Regions from separate parts of the Mus musculus genome. Here region 1 is linked to region 2. The links are chromatin loops, found by intact Hi-C in ENCODE. Cell type or tissue: left cerebral cortex. All regions are shown on one strand. Each heading gives the region's core, and the rest is flanking DNA. Links, peaks and the distances in the headings are about the cores only.

Evidence for each region. Hi-C counts contacts between places; a loop is a spot of excess contacts. Peaks named below come from ENCODE experiments on the same cell type or tissue, not always from the same donor. Only the 100,000 strongest peaks of a DNase experiment are listed, where the experiment ranks them.
Region 1: a loop joins it to region 2, with 2.0 times the contacts of the local background. A loop is called at or near these places in 2 of 42 quality-filtered maps.

Annotation. Positions count from the first base shown.
Region 1 is chr5:135,105,670-135,111,038 of GRCm38, forward strand. It overlaps Mlxipl (MLX interacting protein-like), which reads left to right and starts at 1,222. Exons shown (of 17, transcript NM_021455.5): 1 at 1,222-1,546. The coding sequence starts at 1,254. In left cerebral cortex, for the core only: a CTCF peak has its summit at 2,230 (motif pointing right); DNase peaks (open chromatin) are centred at 1,158 and 2,227; H3K4me3 peaks cover 719 bases.
Region 2 is chr5:135,344,239-135,349,607 of GRCm38, forward strand. It overlaps Fkbp6 (FK506 binding protein 6), which reads right to left. Exons shown (of 8, transcript NM_001277891.1): 3 at 3,639-3,728; 4 at 1,852-2,054; 5 at 411-530. Among named protein-coding and RNA genes, the nearest start is that of Fkbp6, 3.1 kb to the right of the region's middle. In left cerebral cortex, for the core only: a CTCF peak has its summit at 2,375 (motif pointing right); no DNase peak of the experiment used is centred there.

The sequences.
Region 1 (5,369 bases), core at 283-5,282, 240 kb before region 2:
CGCTGTGGAAGCAGAGACAAGAAGACCATAAAATTTAAATTCTACTCTCCATGGAAAGTTCCATATCTCTGGGTGGTGGTGGAGGTGCGTGCATTTAATCCCCGTGCTCCCAAGGCAGGGGCAGGCAGATCTCTGAGTTCCAGGCCAGCCTGGTCTACAGAATGAGTTCTAGGACAGCCTGGAGTACACAGAGAAACCCTACCTAGAAAAACAACAAAACAAAAATAGAAAAAGAAAGAAAGAAAGAAAAAAGGAAAGGAAGAAAAGCAGGAACAGAAAGAAGCTAGGCTTCAGGGCTGGTGAGAGAACTTCCCGAGGAGAAAGCCCGAGTGCAGGGAGGTGATCTAGAGAAGGTGAACTCTTAGAGTCCACTTCTGAACTTTGCTGTAGAGGCATAGGACAATCATAAGAGCGCCTGGGTACAAGCAAGCATTGGGGTTCAACCGCACAGGACCCTGGGAAAGTGAAGAAGGCAGGCAAGCGATTTACTGAACTCACTATGAAGCAGAGGATGACCCTGAATTTCTGGTTATCCATCTATCTATCTTATCTATCTATCTATCTATCTATCTATCTATCCTATCTCTCTCTCTCTCTCCATCTATCTATCTAGTGTTTATGTGTCTAGGAATACATATGGATCTCAGAGGTCAAATTTTAAAAATCGAGTATTTTCTTCCAACATGTGGGTCCTAGGGTTTGAACTCTTGTCCTCAAGCCTGGTGGCAAAGGCTTTTACCGGCTAGCGGTCTTGTTTGTTGTTTGGGATTTTTTTTTTTGTCTCTTTCTTTCTCTCTCTCTCTCTCTCTCTCTTTCTTTCTTTCTTTCTTTCTTTATTTCTTTCCTGTCTGTCTGTCTGTCTATCTGTCTGTCTGTCTCCACCTCCCGAGTGTTACACTTACAGAATCACCCCCATGCTAGTGTCTGTGGTTCGGAGGATCGAACCCAAGGCTTTGTGCACGCTAGCCAGCCCCAGCCCAGTCCCAGCCCCAGCCAGACTTTCTGAAACCTGAAAAGTAGAGACTAAAAAGTGCTCTCAACAGAAAGAAAGGCGAAGCACCGCCAAAGCTCCAGGATCAGTGGTTTCACACCACGCTCACTGGTTATGCTAATTTAAACATCACCTGCCAACTAAGGGCCACGCCCACCACAAGGACCTATCAGGAGAACAGGGGCGTGGCCATGGTAATTAGGCGCAGCTGGCTACGTTAAGCGCTCTCCAGAGCGCCCGAGAGTTGGCGACAATAGTGGCCATGGCGCGCGCGCTGGCGGATCTATCCGTGAACTTGCAGGTCCCCCGGGTCGTCCCTAGCCCGGACTCGGACTCGGATACGGACTTGGAGGATCCGAGTCCCCGGCGCAGCGCGGGTGGCCTGCATCGATCACAGGTCATCCACAGCGGACACTTCATGGTGTCTTCGCCGCACAGCGACTCGCTGACCCGGCGACGCGACCAGGAGGGGCCCGTGGGGCTCGCCGACTTCGGGCCGCGCAGCATCGATCCGACACTCACCCACCTCTTCGAGTGCTTGAGCCTGGCTTACAGGTGAGGGCGGACCGGGGAGCCTGAGTCCCAGCTTTCCGTGGTGGGACCGCGCACTGGGGCTCCTGTCCCAAACTGCTACGGGGGACGCTGGACACAACTTAGGCATTATCTTCCTCGCCTGGTCCTGCGCAACCCACGGACCCTCATGAATCATTTGTGTCCCATCACTTGCTTGTGGCGCCACTGTCCTGTCCTCCACCTTTGTCTCCACCTTTGCAGGGCCTTCTACGGTTGGGCCCCCGCTCTTTGATTCTTCTGCTTTTGCACTTAAATGCCAGGTGTCTTTCACACTCCTCAGACTATAACCCATCCCGTCCACTGCCTCCCTCCACTCGTGGTATGCCTGGACTGTTTCGTTCATCCTCAGCAGTCCCTGCAAAGTCCCACTCTTCCCTGCACGCTGCAGTTATCCCGTGGTCGCCCTCATAGGCAGTGTCCACTTACATGGAAACAGTTTCTTGCTCACTTGCCCAGACACCATTTATTTTGGCTTGATTTAGTTTGGTGAGCCAGAGTCTCACTCTAAAGTTCAGGCTGGCATTGAGCTAGGTAGCCCAGGCTGGACTCCCATCTCGGCCTCCCAAATACGGGGATTACAGGCATGAGCCACCGTGTCTGATTTAGAACGCTACGTCAAGGTTGGCGGGAAGACGGTGCCCAGCACCTGCCCAGAGCCAGCAGAGGGTGCTGCAGTCCACCCTAGGTCGGGTAGGGAAAACCTGGTCTCCCCGAACCCGGTAAGAGGCTGCAAGGCAGCCAGGAACCCTGTAACTACGGCTCAGACCTCCGGGGCCGCACCCAGCTTCAGCCCCACCTATGTGTCCCCGAGGAGGGCGCGAACTGGGGTCTTGGCCCAGTGCCCTGGAGCAAAGTTCCCGGGAGCAGTGGGAAGAGGATAAATTATCAACCGAAAACAGTAGGAGAGAAAGGGGGATCGGCCGGCCTTGATCTTTCTTCTCTGTAAATATCACGCTTCTTCAGCGAGCCTCCTCCCCTTCGTAGAACCGCTGGCTGTAGACCGGCACCTGCAGCCCCACAGGGGACCTGGAGCTGGGGTGGGAATTGCGGAAGAGCGTGGCCCACCTCGTGGCGGCAGAGCCACGCGACCCCATTGGCTGGAGGCAGAGTAACCTTGGCCCACAAGTTCTGGCCTCAAGCCCAGGTCATGTTGCAACCTGATAGTTCAGGGCGCTGAGACCAATGTGGAAAGTTCAAATTCCCTGTCCCGTTGCCCCTCCCCCGCCCTTGGACATCATGAGACTGCCTGGGAAGGGGCCATCTAAGGTCTCAGAACACCAGAAGCAGCTCACACTGGGGCAGTGCTTTAATTATCAAAGACTTCCGATTAAAGGAGAGGGAGAATATCCCTCACTCTCTTTCTCTTATTGAGTCCCACACTGTAGACTAAGCTAGCCTGGAACTCACTGTAAAACCGAGGCTGGCCTGGAATTCTGCTCTGGCCTTCCAAGTGCTGGAACTACAGGCACGAGCCACAAGAAGCCTTGGGTCCCCATGTTCCCCCAAAGGGTCTCCCGTTTCCCGACCACTCCCAACTCAGGCTTCCTGCTTCGGCCATACATTCCACTTGGGCAGGTTTAGAGGGCTTTCCAGCTCAGACCTTGGGCAGACAGAAGGGAAGCGGTTTTAGAGAAAGAGCACGTGGAGGGTCTGAGGGCACTCCCTAAACTGCAGCTCCCTAGGGTGGAGAGTGCCGTGTCCCCCACCCGCCAAAGAGCCAGACTATTAAATTCTCTTGAGTGGGATTCTGAGGATACCCAAGTTAGCCAAGTACACAGGAGTTTTTGGTGAAGAAAAAAAAAAAAAAACATAAAACAAAACGTGGGCCAGGAGAGGCTCTGCCAGGGAGGGTGCTTGGTCCCGGACTGGTGACCTGAGTCTGATTCCCAGTACCCACATCAAAGTGGCTGCAGGGAATTGACTCCATAGTTGTCTGAACTCTGACCTCCATGTGCCACCCACGAGCTCCCCTCCCAGTGAGACATAAAAATAAAAACAAAAGCAAATGCCCCGTGCTCACGCTCATGAACCCTGTGGGGTTGGGCATGCCTAGAATCCTAGAACTCAGGCTGAGGATGGAGGGCCAGGAGGTCAAGGTTGCCCTCCACTGCGGAGGAACTTAAGGTCTGAGGCCAGCTGGAGATGATAGGAGATCCTACCATCTCAAACAAACAAACAAACAAACAAACAAACAAATCTGCGGACTGTAAGATGTGACTAGGGGTTCTCTGAAGCCAAGGGTATTGCAGAGGGTGAGGCTCTCCAGTGAACAGCTAGAAATGTGGGGTTGGGGCAGCCAGGCAGGGGGTCTGGTGGTGGGTGGAACTGGTCAGTTAGGCAGGGAGAAGGACAGCCTGCAGACAGCCCACAGAGGCCTGGGCACCTCACCCCTGCCAAGAAGCGCTCCTGGCACACTCTGTTCCCTGCTTCTGTGGGTGGAAGCCCCAGGGAGGATAGCTGTAAATGGTCCAAGAAGGCACTTGTCTAGGGAGTGGTGGCATAGGCTGGTCATCCCAGCAGTCTGTAGGCTGAGGCAGGAGGATGAGGCTCCAGACCAGCCTGGGGCTACAGAGCAAGGCCCCGCATTAAAACAAACAAGCTAGCTGGCAAAAATTAAAAAAAAAAAAAAAAAAGAGGGACTTGGTGTAAAGTTATTTGTCTTACAAGCTTAAGGACCTGAGTTCAAGCCCCAGAACTGACAAGAAAAAAAAAAAAAGAGTCTGGTTTGCTGGTGTGTGCTTGTGATCCCAGTAGTCAAGACAGAGATGGCTAGCCAGCTGCCTGTAGCCTGCCAGCTAAGCAGCCTAGCTTACTTGGTTGGTGAGTTCCAGGCCAATGAGAGAGACTGTCTCAAAAACGGAGGCAGATTCATTTGAGGAACCACGTTTGAGTTTGTCCTCTGGTCTCACAGAGTGTATGCACCCCACATCCTCCCTCTCTCCCACTTCTGAGGTTTTCTGGTTCACCCCATTGCACACAGCTTTTGAACCTTGGCCCTAGACTTTTTGCACCAAACCGGACTCTTCTCTCACGTGCATTCAACCAAATCCTTTCCTCGGGACTTGGATATTGTCACTGACTCATCCCCCTCATCCTAGGCTACCAACCCTCTGCGGGAGTTGGAGGAGGGACAGCAGAAGGCTGGGGTAGGACCCTGGGGGAACAGAACCTAATGGTTGCTGGGATACAGACAGAGGTCACAAACTTAGGAGTGTCCCCCATTTACTCTATATGACAACAGGAGCTGGCCCAGGAAGGATTAGTGTCCCCAACCCAATCATGTTCACTTCTTGGACAGATGGTATTTATCTAGCTATGGGAGGTAGGGGACCAGCCATCAGGCTAGGGTGGCCTATTTGGGTAATGAAGCCCATTGTCTCCTGAGGTGGCAGCCCCTGCCACCCCACGTCCCACACCCTGGCAGCCACCATTAGCTCAAAGCAAATACTGGAGCTTGGAGACGAGAAAGGAGAGGAGAGCCAATGACCCATGCACTCAAGGTAGTGCAGGAAGAGGAGGAGGGCTCAGATGCTCACCCCTCATCCCTTACCCTCATCCCTCACCCAGGGGAGCTACCCAGAGAGCAGGCCTTCGTGTGTGTTGTGTGTGTGTGTGTGTGTGTGTGTGTGTGTGTGTCTATACAGTCTATACTGTCTATACAGTGTTGAGGATGGAATCCAGTCGTGTCCAGTTCCTGGGAAAGCTGCCACTGAGCCACGCCCCCAGCCCCTCACTGGGGATTCTAGAAAGTGCTCTGTTGGCAGAGCCACACTCCCAGCCCCAGCCTGACTTTCTGGATGGCTAA
Region 2 (5,369 bases), core at 51-5,050:
CCAAGCAGGCCTGGAACTCACAATCCTCCTATGGCCAGCCTCCCAGAGACTGGGATCACAGGCATGAGCCACCAGGCCCAGCTTAATGTGATCGTCTTAATGGCTGCCCATGGAGAGTAGCAAAACAGAGGAAGCGTATGCTCTCAGGTTTTCTGGGGCTGGAGAGATGGCTCAGAGGTTACGAGCACTGGCTGCTCTTCCAGAAGATCTAGGTTTGAATCCCAGTACCACATGGTATCTCACAACTGTCTGAAATTACAGTTCCTGGGGATCAATTCCCAGGGACCAGACATTTTCTTCTGGCCTAGGCATGCCCATGGTGGGCAGACATACATACAGACTGCACAGCCATACACATAAAAATGTAAAAGCTAAGTTTTCTGGAATGCACACTTCCATAGCATTCTTACCCGCTTGTATCTCACTTTGGCATCACAGAAGCGATTCTGGCGGAAAAGGTAGTTGCCAAACTCCCTCTCAGTTGCTGCTACTTTGAGGACTTTCTGGAGTGGAAACTGTTCTTGCTGCTCCTGAAGAGCAGAGACAAGAGGAACGACATGGAGCCAGAAGCCCCAGTGGCACAGTCATCAACATTTCTCTCTTGGGCCATGAACTTACTGCTTGTGTGTGCAGAGGCCAGGCCACACAGATGCATACTATAATGGCCCCATCGACAGAGCAGCCCAGATGTCAGTGGCTGCTGTGGTCTTTCTCAGATCCCCCGAGAAGCAGAAGGACCCACAGAAACTGAAGGAGACTGCCAAGCCCAGACCAATTACTCAACAAAAATTTGGAAGGTCCTAGTTGGCTTAGGGCCCAAGGAGATTCTACATGCTCATGTTGATATCCCGGCTTCATATTAGAACTTCCATAGAACCCTACCCTGAGCCTGGAAATCAGAACCCCAGGTAAGTGCAGGACCATGTACACTGTGGAAAGATTTGACAATGGTGAGACATTCACTTGTGGCCCTGACAGTTTAGTGTGTAAGACCAAAGCTTGTGGAGGAGCAAAGCCTGCAATGGCTGCACAGCTACCACTACATATCCATGGTCGCTGATGGGATTACAAGCTCTGTTTCTATGGGCAAGGGAGCTAGAGGTCACACAGGAAAGCCAAGACTCAGGGTATGAGAGCTGGAGCTCTAATCCCACTTTCCCTGAGGCTGTCTCAGCTTGCTTCTCATGTCATGGCTAGCCTGTCAAGTTAATAAAAGCCTTCTCTCTCTCTCTCTCTTTTTCTTTTCTTCCTTCCTCCCTCCCTAGCTCCCTTCCTTCCTTCCTTTTTTCAAGAAAGTTTTTCTGTGTAGCTCTGGATGTCCTGGAACTATGTAAACCAGCCTGGCCTTGAACTCACAATTTCCCGCCTCTGCCTCCCGAGTGCTGGGATTTAAAGCGTGTAACAGCACTGCCCGACATCAAAGCCTTTTTCAATTCTCAAGGAGGAACCAATTCTCTAACTTGTTTTTATGGTCCTGGGAATAAAACTGAGGGCTTGTTAATATTATCACTCTACTACTTGACATACATAGCCCCAGCCTTTAGTGGGGGGTTCTAGGCAAGAACTCTATCACATTCCCAAGCCTCAATAACCTTCATTATTAAGCTACCAGTGTCTAACTTCCAGAAAAGTAGCCTCCAACTTGAGTGAGAAGTAAGCAAAAGATAATTAAATAGCAAACAGCTAATACAGAGCTAATCTATACCTTACATTACCTCAGATAGAGGAAAGCAGATATCACTGTGCAGTAGGCTGGGTGGAGGTCAGGGTGGGGGTTCTAACAAAGCCACCCAAATATGATCCCATCCCTCCATTTAGAAAGTGCTGGAAAGTCCAAGGCCTGGAACTTACAGCTGAGAGTGCACAGAACTTGTCTGACTCAGCAGAATCCAGGAAGTCAATCAGCTCGATCTCAAACAGGACGGTGGCATTTGGCGGGATGAGGGGAGGGCACCCCAGGGTGCCGTAAGCATAGGCTGGCTTGAACAGGAACCTGGCCAGTTCCCCTTTGCGCATGCTCAGAAGGCCCAGCTCCATGCCCCAGAGTGTAATATCTGGAAGAAAGGAGGTTCACTCAGCATTCAGTCCGTCCGTTCACAGGTACCAGTTTCCCTATGCCAACCCAAGCCCATTGGGTTGGGTGCCAACTCAGTGCTCAGTCTTGCTCCTGCTGTCCTACTTTCCCCAGACGCCATCTTCTGCAGGCTCCATCTCTGTTGCATAGTCTGCTCTTTCTTTTAAGTTCTCTGCCATTAATGCCTGTGGTCTATCTACTGTAACTGAAATTTAAGATTTTTTTTCCTTTAGTTTTATGTGTACTTCTATGTATGTTTTGCTGTTTGTATGTGTGCCAAATTCATTTAATCACTGCCCACAGAGGCCAGAAGAGGGCATCAGATCCCCAGAAACTGGAGTTATAGACGACTGTAAGCTACCATATGGGTGTTGTACATTGAACCCCATCTCCTGGAAAAGCAGCCAATGCTCTTAACTTCTGAGCCATTTCTCAAGTCCCACAACTGAAATCTTATTCAAACCTCAGGGCTCTCATCTCAAGCCTTCTTTTTCACAGAATGCCTGTGACCCTGCCAAAAGGAGGGCAACTATAATGTCACCAAGCAGACCCAGGTTACCCCTCAGAGCTCCAGGCTTCATTTAATTCTATCGTCCATTTCTGGACCAGAGACCAAGCTCCCCAGCCCTAGCAAGGTCCATAAGATGTGGATCTCATCATCTGAGTGTGGCCTCTTGAGATGTGTGCGTGTATGTGTTGATGCGTGTGTACATGCATGCAGATGCTAGAAGACAGTCTCAACTGTCATTCCTCAGGGGCATCTGCCTTGTTTTTTGAGACAGAATCTCTCATTGTCCTGAAGTCTGCTAAGGAGGCTGGCTGGCCAGAGAACCCGAGGGAGCCGTCTGTTTCTGCCCTGCTGCACTGAGATTATAAGCATATGCTACTATAGCTGACCTTATAAAACAAAAACCAACCAACAAACTCAAACCCACGGGCTCTATGGGATGGAAAGCAGGTCCTCGTGCTCGAGTGGCAAGCACTTACTGACTCCTTCTCCCAGACCCTGTGCTGTCTTATCTCACTACACACGCTAGGAAGGGAGCGTTTACTATGTTATTTCATAAATGCACAAAGCATCTTGTCCAGTGGATCCAGGTGTGGGGGCTCATGTTTATCACCCTATCGTGGCAGAGCTGAGCTAGGAGACTTCTGAGTTGATGGTAGGTGGGGGCTTCACAGTGCGATTCCGTCTTAAAAGCTGCCCTGCACCTGGAGAGATGGTTCAGCAGTTAAAGAGTGCTTACTGCTTCATGGTGGCAACAACTGCCTAATTACAGTTCCAGGCGGCTTGCCACCCTCTTCTGGCCTCTGCAGGCACTGGGCACACATACACATATACATAAAAATTTTAATAGCACCCAATGGGCAACTTAGATGCCAAGATAAACTTGCCAGGTAGGCTACCAGCCAAAAATAATGTCTCAAGAAGAAAAGTGACAAGACAACCTGGGTGCTTCCCTGAAACCCAAGCTCAGCTACAAACTCTAAGAACCTGTTTCCTGGATGCTGTGACAGTCTTAAAACATGGCCTCTTTTGCCCAAATGACCCAGGTGACTTTACCTTCTCCAAGTTTCATCAGCCGAGGTGTTTTCCTAAAGCAATTAGAATCGAAAGGCTTGTCCATGTGCTCCAGGTATCCAGAATATTTCACTAAGGCAGAGGAAAAGACAGCACGAATGTGAGGAAACCATGCCTGAGGCACCGCCAGAGCCATCAACAGGGAACACTACGATTGGCTGTTCGTGGTAGAGGACGTCTGTAATCCCAGCACTTGGGAAAGTGAAGACAGGAGTAGCCTCAGCTACACTGCAAATCTATGCTAGTGCTAGACACCTGTCTAGTCAGAGACGCTGTCCGGGGGTGGGGGAGAATTAAATGAGTTTACGCTGCCTGGCACCCCGACTCGCAGGAGAGCTTCTTGTGGGGTTCTGAGTATCTGACTTTCAGCTCTGAGGTTCAAAAGCTCTCCTGATGAACCAAGCCTGCTTTGTTTCTGAAAAGCTCAAGGCAGGCAAAAATGGCAGCCACTTGTCACCCCAGCTCTAAAGAAGCTAAGGCAGGAAGAGGGTCAATTTGAGACTGGCTTGAGATACAGGGAGACCCTGTCTTAAAAAAAAAAAAAAAAAAAAGGCTAGACTTGGTGATGCACAGCACTACGGAGGCAGAGGCAGGTGGATCTCTGAGGTTTGAGGAGAGCCTGACCTGGTCTACTACATACAGAGTTGCAGGCTACCTAGGGCTACACAGTGAACCGTATCTCAAAAACAAACAAAAAATTAAAACAGGACTGGAGAGATGGCTCAGCAGTTAAAGAGCACTGACTGCTCTTCCAGAGGTCCTGAGCTCAATTCCCAGCAACCACATGGTGGCTCACAACCATCTGTAATGAGATCTGATGCCCTCTTCTGGTGTGCCTGAAGACAGCTACAGTGTACTTAGATGTAATAAACAAACAAACAAACAAACAAACAAATCTTTAAAGAAAAAATTAAAACAAAGGCATATGCCAGCAATTTGGGAGGTAAAGCAGGCAGCTCTCTGTGAATTCGAGGCCAGCCTGGTCTTCAAAGGGAGTTTCACAGAGAAACCAGTCTTGAAAAACAAACAACAACAACAAAACAACAACAACCCCACCACTCCACCCCCAAAACAAAACAAACAAGAAAATCAAAACCACAAACAAAACCAGATAAACAACAACAAAACAGGCAGAGGATGTGGCCCAGTTGGTAGAATGTCTGAGTAGCATGTAGAAGGCCCAGGGTTCCATCCCCAGCACCTCAGAACCAGGCATGTTAGCAGACACGAGTAGTCTAAGCATTTGGGAGGTGACACAAAAGTTCTAAGTCATCTTTGGTTACATACGGTCTGAGGCCTGCAGACATGAGATTGCTTCTCAAAACCAAACCCTCTTTGTTCAGGGGAAACACAGCCAGTCCCATAAAACGCCGTATTTTGTAAATATGCAATCACTCACTGAAGGTACTCAGGTTCCAGGTTCAATCCCTGGTACCTGGAAACAACACCTTGACCCTGCCAAGAGGGTTGGTGTACATTCCCAGGGCTCTGTCCCTAGCACACTATAAAACGTAGTGGTGGCCAACCATTAGCCCAGGACTTGAAAGGCAGAAACAGGAAGATCAGAAGTTCAGGGTCAACCTCAGCTAGAGCGGCAGTTAAGAGGCCAGTCTGGGTTGCATGAGACCCTGTCTTAAAAAACAAAACAAAACAAAACAAAACAAAAAAAACAAAAACAAACTTAACCCAAGGACAAAAGAGCAGCCAGCAGCG